2 separate regions of the Homo sapiens genome follow, and region 1 is linked to region 2. The links are chromatin contacts, found by Hi-C or POLR2A ChIA-PET in ENCODE. All regions are on one chromosome and are shown on one strand. The core of a region is the stretch at or near the end of the contact, and the rest is flanking DNA. Distances in the headings are between cores, read along the strand shown. Region 1 overlaps NFIA (nuclear factor I A). Region 2 holds the start of NFIA-AS1 (NFIA antisense RNA 1).

Region 1 (4,695 bases), core at 749-3,248, 120 kb after region 2:
CAGTTGCTATCTTCTTCTCTTCCAGATGTGCAACTCTGGGACATATTATTATTACAACACATAAGCATATGCATATATACACTTGTTTAAAAAAATTTGTTTTTATTTATGATAATAGAGACAGGGTCTCCCTATGTTGCCCAGGCCTGTCTTGAACTCCTGGACTCAAACAATCCTCCCACCTCAGCCTTTCGATGTGCTGGGATTACAAGCATCAGTAACCTCATCCAGCCTAAAAAGTAAATTATAGCTAATTCTACGACACAGACTTTAGTTTACTATGTTAAAATGCATGATTATCAATCCACCATAATAACAACTAATAAATACTTCAACTTAGTCATCAATCTTAAGAGTGGTCATAACTAAAAGACTCTAAGTCATATGTTATAGCCTGTATAGTTCAAACAGGTAAGAAAGTTCATGAGACATGTAAGCAAGATTTCTGAGTCCCACAGAGTAACATGGACATGAGAAAACAGCAGACCCCGCTTTCCACTACAGCCTGACTCACCACCTTTTACTGATTTACTGGAGGTAATGGAATACAGAGGCTTAGTAAGAACAGAGGAGAGCTGTGCATAATGGGATTTAAATAATCTGATTTTCCTAAGAAAAGAAATTGAGAAGCAAAGAGATAAAGGATTTTCTGTACACACACACACACACACACACACACACACACACACACACACTCACACACACAGTCTGTAAAGCACCCTGTAGTTTCCAAAGCATTTTTGTATCCCTCAGATATCATTTAATCATCAAAAAAACCCACAAAAGGCAAGGAGAGCAGATACTATTATTCCTCTTTTTGTTTTTTGTTTTTGAGACAGAGTCTTGCACCGTCACCCAGGCTGGAGTGCTCACTGTAACCTCTGCCTCCTGGATTCAAGCGATTCTCCTGCCTCAGCCTCCTGAGTAGCTGGGATTACAGGCATGCACCACCACGCCCGGCTAATTTTTGTATTTTTAGTTAGAGAGATGGGGTTTCACCATGTTGGCCAGGCTGGTCTGGATCCACCCCCTCAGCCTCCCAAAGTGCTAGGATTACAGGTGTGAGCCACCGCACCCAGCCCCTATTATTCCTTTAAGAGACAGGGTCTCACTATGTTGCCCAGGCTGGAGTGCAGTGGCTATTCACAGGCACAATCGTAGCCCACTACAGCCTCAAACTCCTGGGCTCAAGTCATCCTTCCACCACAGACTCCTGAATAGCTGGGCTAGTCCCAGTTTTTTATAAAAAACAGAGGAGCAAAGAAGTTATGTGATTTCAGCAACAATATATTCTTGATTAATGGCAGTGATGGAACCAGACTCCAAGTTTTCTGAATTCTAGTCTAATGGTACCCCCACTAGGCAATGCTGTCAATTTACATTCATTTTGTTCACTCAACAAATATTTACTGAGTACCAGTTGTATGTCAGGCACTGTTCTAGACACTGGGAAAACAAAGAGTGAACAAGACTAGTAAGTTCCCTTCCTCATAAAACATTCTAGTGTACATATGCATGTATTTATAATAACTATAGTTTAATATATATGGCTTTTCATACACTTTTCTATACCAGCCAGTTTATGAGACTCATTAAAAATTAAGACCACATATAAATATTTATTATTTTTTAAGAACTGCATTCATTAGGTCAACAGAGAAAAAAAAAAACTCCAGCCACTCCCGCCTCCCTTCCTTCCTCATTCCTCCACACAGCTAGCCTTTTAAAACAATCTAAGTAAACAGCAAAGTAACATCTATTTGAGTTACACATTGGTTCACATGCTGAGAAGAAGAAAAAAAAATGCCTATAAAAGTCTTTAGAAAAAGGAGAGGTTCAAAATTATGGAGAGGGCTTTTTTACAGGATCGTTTTAAGCACACACAGGATCTTAAAGAATGCACATGGACATCTTGTTTGGAAAAAGTTTATTCTTTTTTCCTTCGTCTTTTTAATCTACACAAAGCACAGTCTTAAAAAGCCTGGGTGGGGGGGGCAGTGTCTGCTCCCCATCTCTAGGTCTGTTGCTGAATGAAAGATCGACAGGAAATTAACGCAGTGGTAGGGAGTTGCTTGCCAAGAGTGAACTCTGAAACAAAAGACCCACTATTGTGTAAGAAAATCTGACATCTATACCCTCAGCCATGTTCTAAACTTCGGTAATCCTTTAGTATGATCTATGATTTGTTATAAGTTTTTAACATGTATATCTAAAGTGTTGTGTTACTCCTCATCTTCCAACTCCTCCTGAAAAAGAAACAGATTTTAGTTTCTTTGGTTCTTTTCTTCTTCCATCCCTTTTCTCCTTAATTGTCTTTTTAGCCAGCAACAGAGTTAGTCAATGAATTCAACCAGCTTCCTTCTTTCACCAGCCATGCCAAAAGACACTATCTTTGTGGCTTAAAGGATTTCAACTGCTCCCAAGTTATCTGAACTTATGGTACTTGAGGTTTGTTGTTTTGGACTGATGTTTAAGAAAATGCTCATTTCTTGATCCATGAGTGAACCTGACATGGCGGTATTTCCTCATTTCTAACAGTTTTCATAACATTAATATCGTGAAAAGAATACTGAAACTGATGGTGGAAGTCTGTAATCTAAGAATCTAAAACTAAACCACGTCCTCCTCGGGTGGATCCAGGAAGCATGATCCATTTATGGGATGAAGTTAAAAGGGGAGATTTCTTTTAGTAATGGGAGTGGACAGGCTGGCTTGACGTTCAGTGCTGATCTCTCAGATAACTTTTCTGAGGGATTTTCCTCATTCTTTTTTGACCAAATGACATAACCAAAGCTTAGCATATCTTCAGTGCTAATCTCAACAAGCAAATTGGGTTTACTTCATTTCTACCAATTGGCTTACCTATATATAATTTTTTCTACAGAAGTGTATAAAATTTTGACCTACCAAAACACAATTATGTTCCTCTGCTATTTAAATAGGTGCCAGTAAAGCCAGGAGTAGGAACAAGTCACCAAAGTATCAGCTGTAGAGGTTTTCTGGGCACACTCCAAAAGTCTACATCTGCTTGGCAACAATTCAGTGAAGAGATATGGTTACTCTTTTAACAGTAACAGAGCTTTCCCAGGCTTCAATGTATGAAAAACAGCTTGGTCTGTATCAGAAAAAAATTCAACCAGATCTGCAAAAATCACATACTTACTATCCTGACTGATCAACTTAAAAATTATTGCCATAAATGAAACCAAAATCATTAATGACATAGTTATCATAGAGTAGCCTGTTCACATGGTTTGAGAGTCCAAGTGGGAATCTTTTTTTTTTCCTTTTCTTTTTGCAACATAAACACTTAAGCATTTAGTGATAAAATATTAAAAGCTAGAGGCTCCAGATCCAATGAGTACAAGTTGCTGATATAGCATCATATACCAAGGAAAGGTGTCAAGCATGCTAAAATATGTCTGTAGCTTAGACATTAGGGGCCCTACTCTTCCCCTAATATGCTTGCCTTGTTCCTACTGTCCACAGTTAAATGCACACATCAGCACTAAAATGCATCCCCTTAAAATCTAGGGAGGAAATTCAACACATCTATGTCAATGAACAAAGTAATTGTCACATTTATTCACTACAAACAACAGATCTAGACACTGTTTTTAATTATAACATTAATTGATCTTTTGTAATCACTAATTAGAATGATAACATCACATTTAGTTACTTTCCTAGCCAGAGTGAACTTCCAGTTGCTGGAAAATGCATCAGTGAAGAAGAGGGTGAGGTGTACAAAAAAGAAAGATTTAGCAAAAAAAAAAAAAAAAGTCATACTATTTTTTTTAAAAGAAATGTTTTACCACAGTCAAGCACATTTTATATTTTAATTAATCTTGCTTCGTGTGAAGATTTCATTTAGTCTCTTTGCAATTAGAGTTCATATTGGTATTATATAAAATGTTGCCCCACTGTTGTGAAATTAGGAACAAGGAAGACTAGATTGATGACCAGAAAAGCTACCTTTTGTGCCTTGAGGAAAAAAGAAACGTCTTATGAATCTGTCATAGCCCTAGTCTGTGAGAAATGTAAAGGACTTTAATGGGTATTTTAGTAGAACCACTTAAAATTAAGTGATGAATTGGAATGGGAAAAGTTATTCCAATAAAAGCAAACAAATTAACTAACCTGACCTTGGTCCACATAAAAGATTCATTTTCTTAATGGAAACAAACTATTTGAGTCTAGCTCAGGTTTAACCACTGAAGTGTATGTGGAACCTAAATTAAGCTACAGAAACGTACGCCCCCCCACACACTCAGGTGCACACACACAGGGAGGTAAGAGTTCTTACAGCTTCGCAATTTGCCACTGGCGTGGTCTAGTAAGACCCACTTCTACAATGATTACCATATGAGTCAGAAACCTGTTAAGACCCAATTAACAAAAATGTTATGCATCACTGATGCATGTTTTGTCCAGAGCTTAATTCCATCGTTTTCCTAAATAAATTCTGTCTTTTCTACTCATTAACTTTCTCTTCCCTTGGGTACAAGTACCAACTTCTCTCCTATGTTGTTTAAAAAGGTTACAGAAGATCTGAAAGTTACAGGGCAATGTGTCTGTCTTTTTGTCCATGACTTAAAAAGAGTAAGATGACATCTGTCTGTTGTACATTTGGTATCTCTGATGCCGTAAAAACCACTAGTCTCCCTGATTTCACTAACAGTCTGAGAGGTAACA
Region 2 (4,654 bases), core at 92-2,591:
GCAGACTGTCTTTTAAATCAACACTAAAATTCTACTACTAATATGGCAATGCAATGTAGCAGAGGAAGGGTGTGTCCACATGACTAACTATATGCAGATATCTGCCGTTTGGGAGACAGTGGGTAGCATTTGCCAAAATATAAAATGGTGTTGCTGACCCCAATTCTGGGAGATGGTACTTGAATCTTACTGTGCTCTGAGACTTCTTTCCATAGGCCACAAAAAGGTAATGCAATATACTTCATGTGTAGCATTTTACATTTGTATAACTACTATTTTTTTTCACATGGCTCCATAACTGTTCTATGTACTAATCTTGCCTATCCAACAGAAGGAGTGTTGAAGAACAGTGAATTTCTACTTCCCTATTTCTTCCCCTTTAAACCTAGGGCAGTGCCAGTGATGTTTAACACATGCTTCTAGAGTTGTGTCAATGCTCTATCATTTACTGGATCCTTGTATTTTGCTAACTACAGACCTGTGTAAGCTATATTTTTGCAATCAAAACATGAAAGGTCATTTTAAAACAGAGCCCATTTAAAATGATATGACAATGCAGGGAGCTGTTTAAAAAGTGCTAACACATAATTATAGTCTACAGTTTTCTCCAAAAACAACAGTGGAAATTAGTTACAATTCTATTACAGACAACTGCTATAAACTTAGGTGGGCTAACCTCTGAATGAACTATCCCAGTACTCTGGGAATTGCAATCTCATTTTCAGTGCCACAAATGACGTAAGATGGAACACACAAAACAAACCCACACAAAGTACTTTATGTTTATGAAGTCTTACTCAAACACCTTAGCTGAGCTAACCAGTATGTCTCACTGTAAAACACCACCACCACCAGTAACAACAAAATAAATAATCAAACAAAATAGAAGAAATCCAAATAGAAAAAAAAAGTTTTAAAAATAATAATGCCTATACTTGCTTTAATGAAGGATGTACCTGAATTACAAATGCCATCATGACAGATTAAATTAGCCAATAATTAGTCACTGCTTTATTTTTTTTTAGTGTCAAACAATGGTAGATACCAAGACAAGTAACAACAAAAGGCAAAAGAGTTTATTTTATTTAGACGTGGTCATTCTAACATAAGGAGAAGATGCATTTTCCTTTCAAAAATTGAGGTCTCTTTGGGCAAACTTTCAGTCCTTTGGCTATTAGGGTTTGTCTTCATGAAGGCAGACATAAAGCAATTCTGTTCTCTTCCTTATTTGAACACTTTCAGTCTTCACCTGGCTCTCTGCCACCCCAGCTAAACCACTTGACCTCTGATTACATAACAGTCCCCATCTGTGAGCTCAGCCATCCTCAGGAGATAGGAGGGGCCATGAGAAGCTCAAGTTCACCATGAGCCACAGCAGTAAGCCATGCTTTAGCCTCTGACCTGTGCTCCAATTTTGGTACAATGATTTCTGCCATGTTCTCCAACAGGTAAGCTCTACCTCAAGGACTAACTTCTGTACCTGTATTTGGTCAAGTGCCCTAGCTCATCTGGAACTGGAGATGTTGACTTGCTTTTCCCTACCTGCCTCCCAAGAACAAAATTCTGGCACGGAAACCCAGGCTAGCACGTGGAGCCCTATGACCCACTGACAGACTTCTCTGACACTAACCTTCTGCCTGGATTACTGTCATCTGCTTATGTTCTCTATTTCTTGGTTCTGTCCAACTTTTGGGACATTGAACTGCCAGTTAGACTTCCATGTTGTATAACACTCCACTAAGCTTACCAGCCAGTGCCTATACTCAGAGCATTTGGAACATGGCTGGACTGAACTTCTTTATGGAACTTCAAAACTACCAATCCCAGAATATCAACCTTCACGTAATTTCAGGTCCTGGCCCTTTACACATCTCATCCCAAGATATAAACTCTATCTGCCAATTCCCTTTTTTTCCCTTGGTAGGTAGGAAACAAAACATCTCTAAAACTCTGTAAAGAGTAGGAATACAAAATAGAATAGAAGTTACCTTATCCAGTACTGTTAGGGCCAGTTGTTGATTGGTTAATTTGAAAAAATGGATGAAGAAGATACTCATTAATGAGACATATGCACCTTAAACATTTTAACTTTGAGCATGTGTATGTACATTCTTTGGCCAATCTTTTTATGCAGAGGCAAAAATTTAAATTTAATAATGTCTGTTAATAATTGGAGCTCCACAGCATCTTTCTTATATAATGCGTATCTATAATGCATCATAAAAGATTTCCAGTTCCATTTACTTTAAGTAGTGGGAGAATTTAAAGATATTTCTAAAATAATCTAACAAAACTCTTATTTTTACAACCTTCTCTCATCTTCTGTAGTTATCTCACTGACATGTAATCTGACAGAAATTTTTGTAGCTTGCCTTTACTGATTCTTTCCAAGGCACTGGGTTAGTTTCATAGAAATAAAACTTTTCCATTTTGAACTTGCATGCCATTGGTTCACATAAATTTAATTAAATTACACAATGGTGATACAAATAAGACTAGTATAAACAGGTCCGGAATAACACAACTGACGTGGTAAGCACACAACTGGTAAAAACAATAGTGCTAGGATGTGGTAGTAGGTAACTGTTGGCCATGAAAATTCAACATGCCAAAGGAATCAGTATATTACAAAGAAAACAAAAAGTCTTGGTTCATCTTGCAAGCTGGTTAATACAGAGTTTCTACTATGAGGGTCTATCCAAAGAAAATATAATCCAAATATACATTGAATGGATATTGTGAGTAGGAATTGATGTTTGATGCATAATGCTTGATGCTGTGATACAATGTTGAAAAAGACATCTTTCCCAGCATTCTGGTATAGCTCTAATTTCTAATATCAAAAAGTAATTAGAAATAATTATAAGAAACTCCTCATTGGAGTTACTGTATTTTAAATGGTAACTGAATTGATACCTCTATCTACCTGCTGTAGGAGGCTTAATATTCAAGTTGATCTAAATATATTTAAAGAACACGAAAAATAGTCAGCTTACCTCCTAATACAGTATTTTCAAATTCTGAACTCTATTTATATTTTTGTTATTTTGTATCGTTACTTCTGTTTTCATTAAATACATGATTGCTGAAGCAGTTTTTAAAATTAGAGGCACTGTGTTAATACAAAAAATCAACTGCCATTTTAACATCACGTAGTCTGACAACTGAAAACAATCACATAACAGTCATAATTTTTCAGTATTTTATGATTTTTCAGGTTATGTAACTATCAGTTTTCACGTGATTGTACTTAAGATCAATCTTTTAGCAATAAGAAGCCTTAATCTCAACCTTCTGCTTTTTATCAGTTTACTTATTATCAGCTTCAAAATAAATGTATGACATAATTGTGTTACATATATGACAATAATGATGGTCACAGTAACAGCTAGCATTTATTGAATGTCTAGCAATAAAAATAAAGTGATTTATATATACATAACTTTCCCAGCAACTTTTGCAAAGTAAACATTACCATCTTCATTTCAGGGTGAGGAAACAGACAGCACTAAGAGAAAAAGCTGGAACTCAAAACCAAATTAACTCCAAACTTAAGTTTTCCCACTTCGACAAGGTGTGTGTATGTACGTAGTAAAGAGATCACGGAGTTCCCTTTCCAGTGAAATTTTTATTTGTACGGATGCATGTGTATGTAGGCATATGCGCACACAAACACACACATACACTTTAGTTAAATCAATTTCATATGCAAAAGAAAAGTGAGCCAGGGCTAAGTTATTAAAAGAAGCCTTTGAAGCAGAGAGTGATGATGTGTGAAAGACATACAACAAAAGTTTATTTAAACAAAGAACAAGCACAGAGGGATGGGACAAAAGTGAAAATAAGAGAAATGAAGGCTCTCCATCTTTTTTCTGTGTCTATGGATTTCTCATACATAGAAAAACAAAACAGTAAGAAAGAGATGTATGCAGTTTATGGAATATCCAAAAGTAAAATTAGTTTCAGCTAGGGCCCAGATGAACTCAACTCCACACTGATTTTTCAACAAAGTTTTTCTATGTGAAACACAATCATGTTATCCTGTAGTAAAGTCCTTGATATTAAACATAATTTCTTACTTCTAAGAAAAAACTCGAGCTATGATTTTAATAAATATTTTTATAGTATCTTTTTCAATGTCATGTTATGAAAGCAAAATTTTCAAGTAGGCTTCAGAAAAGAGATAGAGCCTTTTTACTTTCATTCATTATGCTCTGTAGAACATTTCAATATCCAGTGTACATTTCAACAGGCACTAAATTGGCCCATAATTTTCTTACAATTCAAATTTTTGTCTGGTCATCTTAATTAAAAGTGAAAAATTTGGCCAATCATACAGAAATTATATTCATGACACATACCATGTAGATCATATGGAAGTGGCATGGTACTTGTAAAAATAAACATTCCTCTTTTAGCAAAACAAAGAGCAACATTTACATTGCTCTTGGGGAGCAGAACAAAAAGAGAGGCCAAAAAGTTGCAATGGAGAAAGGTCTTCCAATCTAAAGTGAAAACTAATTTTGTCTGCTTGCATTTAAGTAGACATTATAAAAGTCTTACAGAGACGCCATGCTTACAGAAGGCATTATTGCCTTTGAATATAAATGAAAGCACATTTCTAGCACTTATATTATTACAAATATTGAAAATG

What was found. A loop is a pair of places that touch in the nucleus more often than their neighbours do. ChIA-PET counts read pairs that join two places held with the same protein, here RNA polymerase II (POLR2A). Pooled maps may share reads with other maps.
Region 1: a loop to region 2 is called in a map of cardiac septum, with 2.1 times the contacts of the local background. The contact joins the enhancer-like site here to the promoter of NFIA-AS1 in region 2. A Hi-C loop is called at or near these places in 2 of 168 maps with a recorded cell type or tissue (cardiac septum and gastrocnemius medialis) and 1 of 50 pooled maps. POLR2A ChIA-PET finds 5 or more read pairs at or near these places in 4 of 52 experiments (HEK293, MCF 10A, PC-3 and 1 more).

The regions. Positions count from the first base shown.
Region 1 is chr1:61,130,246-61,134,940 of GRCh38, reverse strand. All of the region lies in intron 2 of NFIA (nuclear factor I A), which reads right to left. Among named protein-coding and RNA genes, the nearest start is that of NFIA, 50 kb to the right of the region's middle. Within about 2 kb of position 1,998, at least 5 of the 41 ENCODE cell types and tissues checked have a DNase peak (open chromatin) inside an H3K27ac peak, as active enhancers do; they include PC-9, where a contact is called at or near this core.
Region 2 is chr1:61,250,205-61,254,858 of GRCh38, reverse strand. It overlaps NFIA-AS1 (NFIA antisense RNA 1), which reads left to right and starts at 1,341. Exons shown (of 4, transcript NR_104180.1): 1 at 1,341-1,448; 2 at 3,490-3,574. The region is part of intron 2 of NFIA (nuclear factor I A); the gene reads right to left. RefSeq lists an enhancer at 4,141-4,642.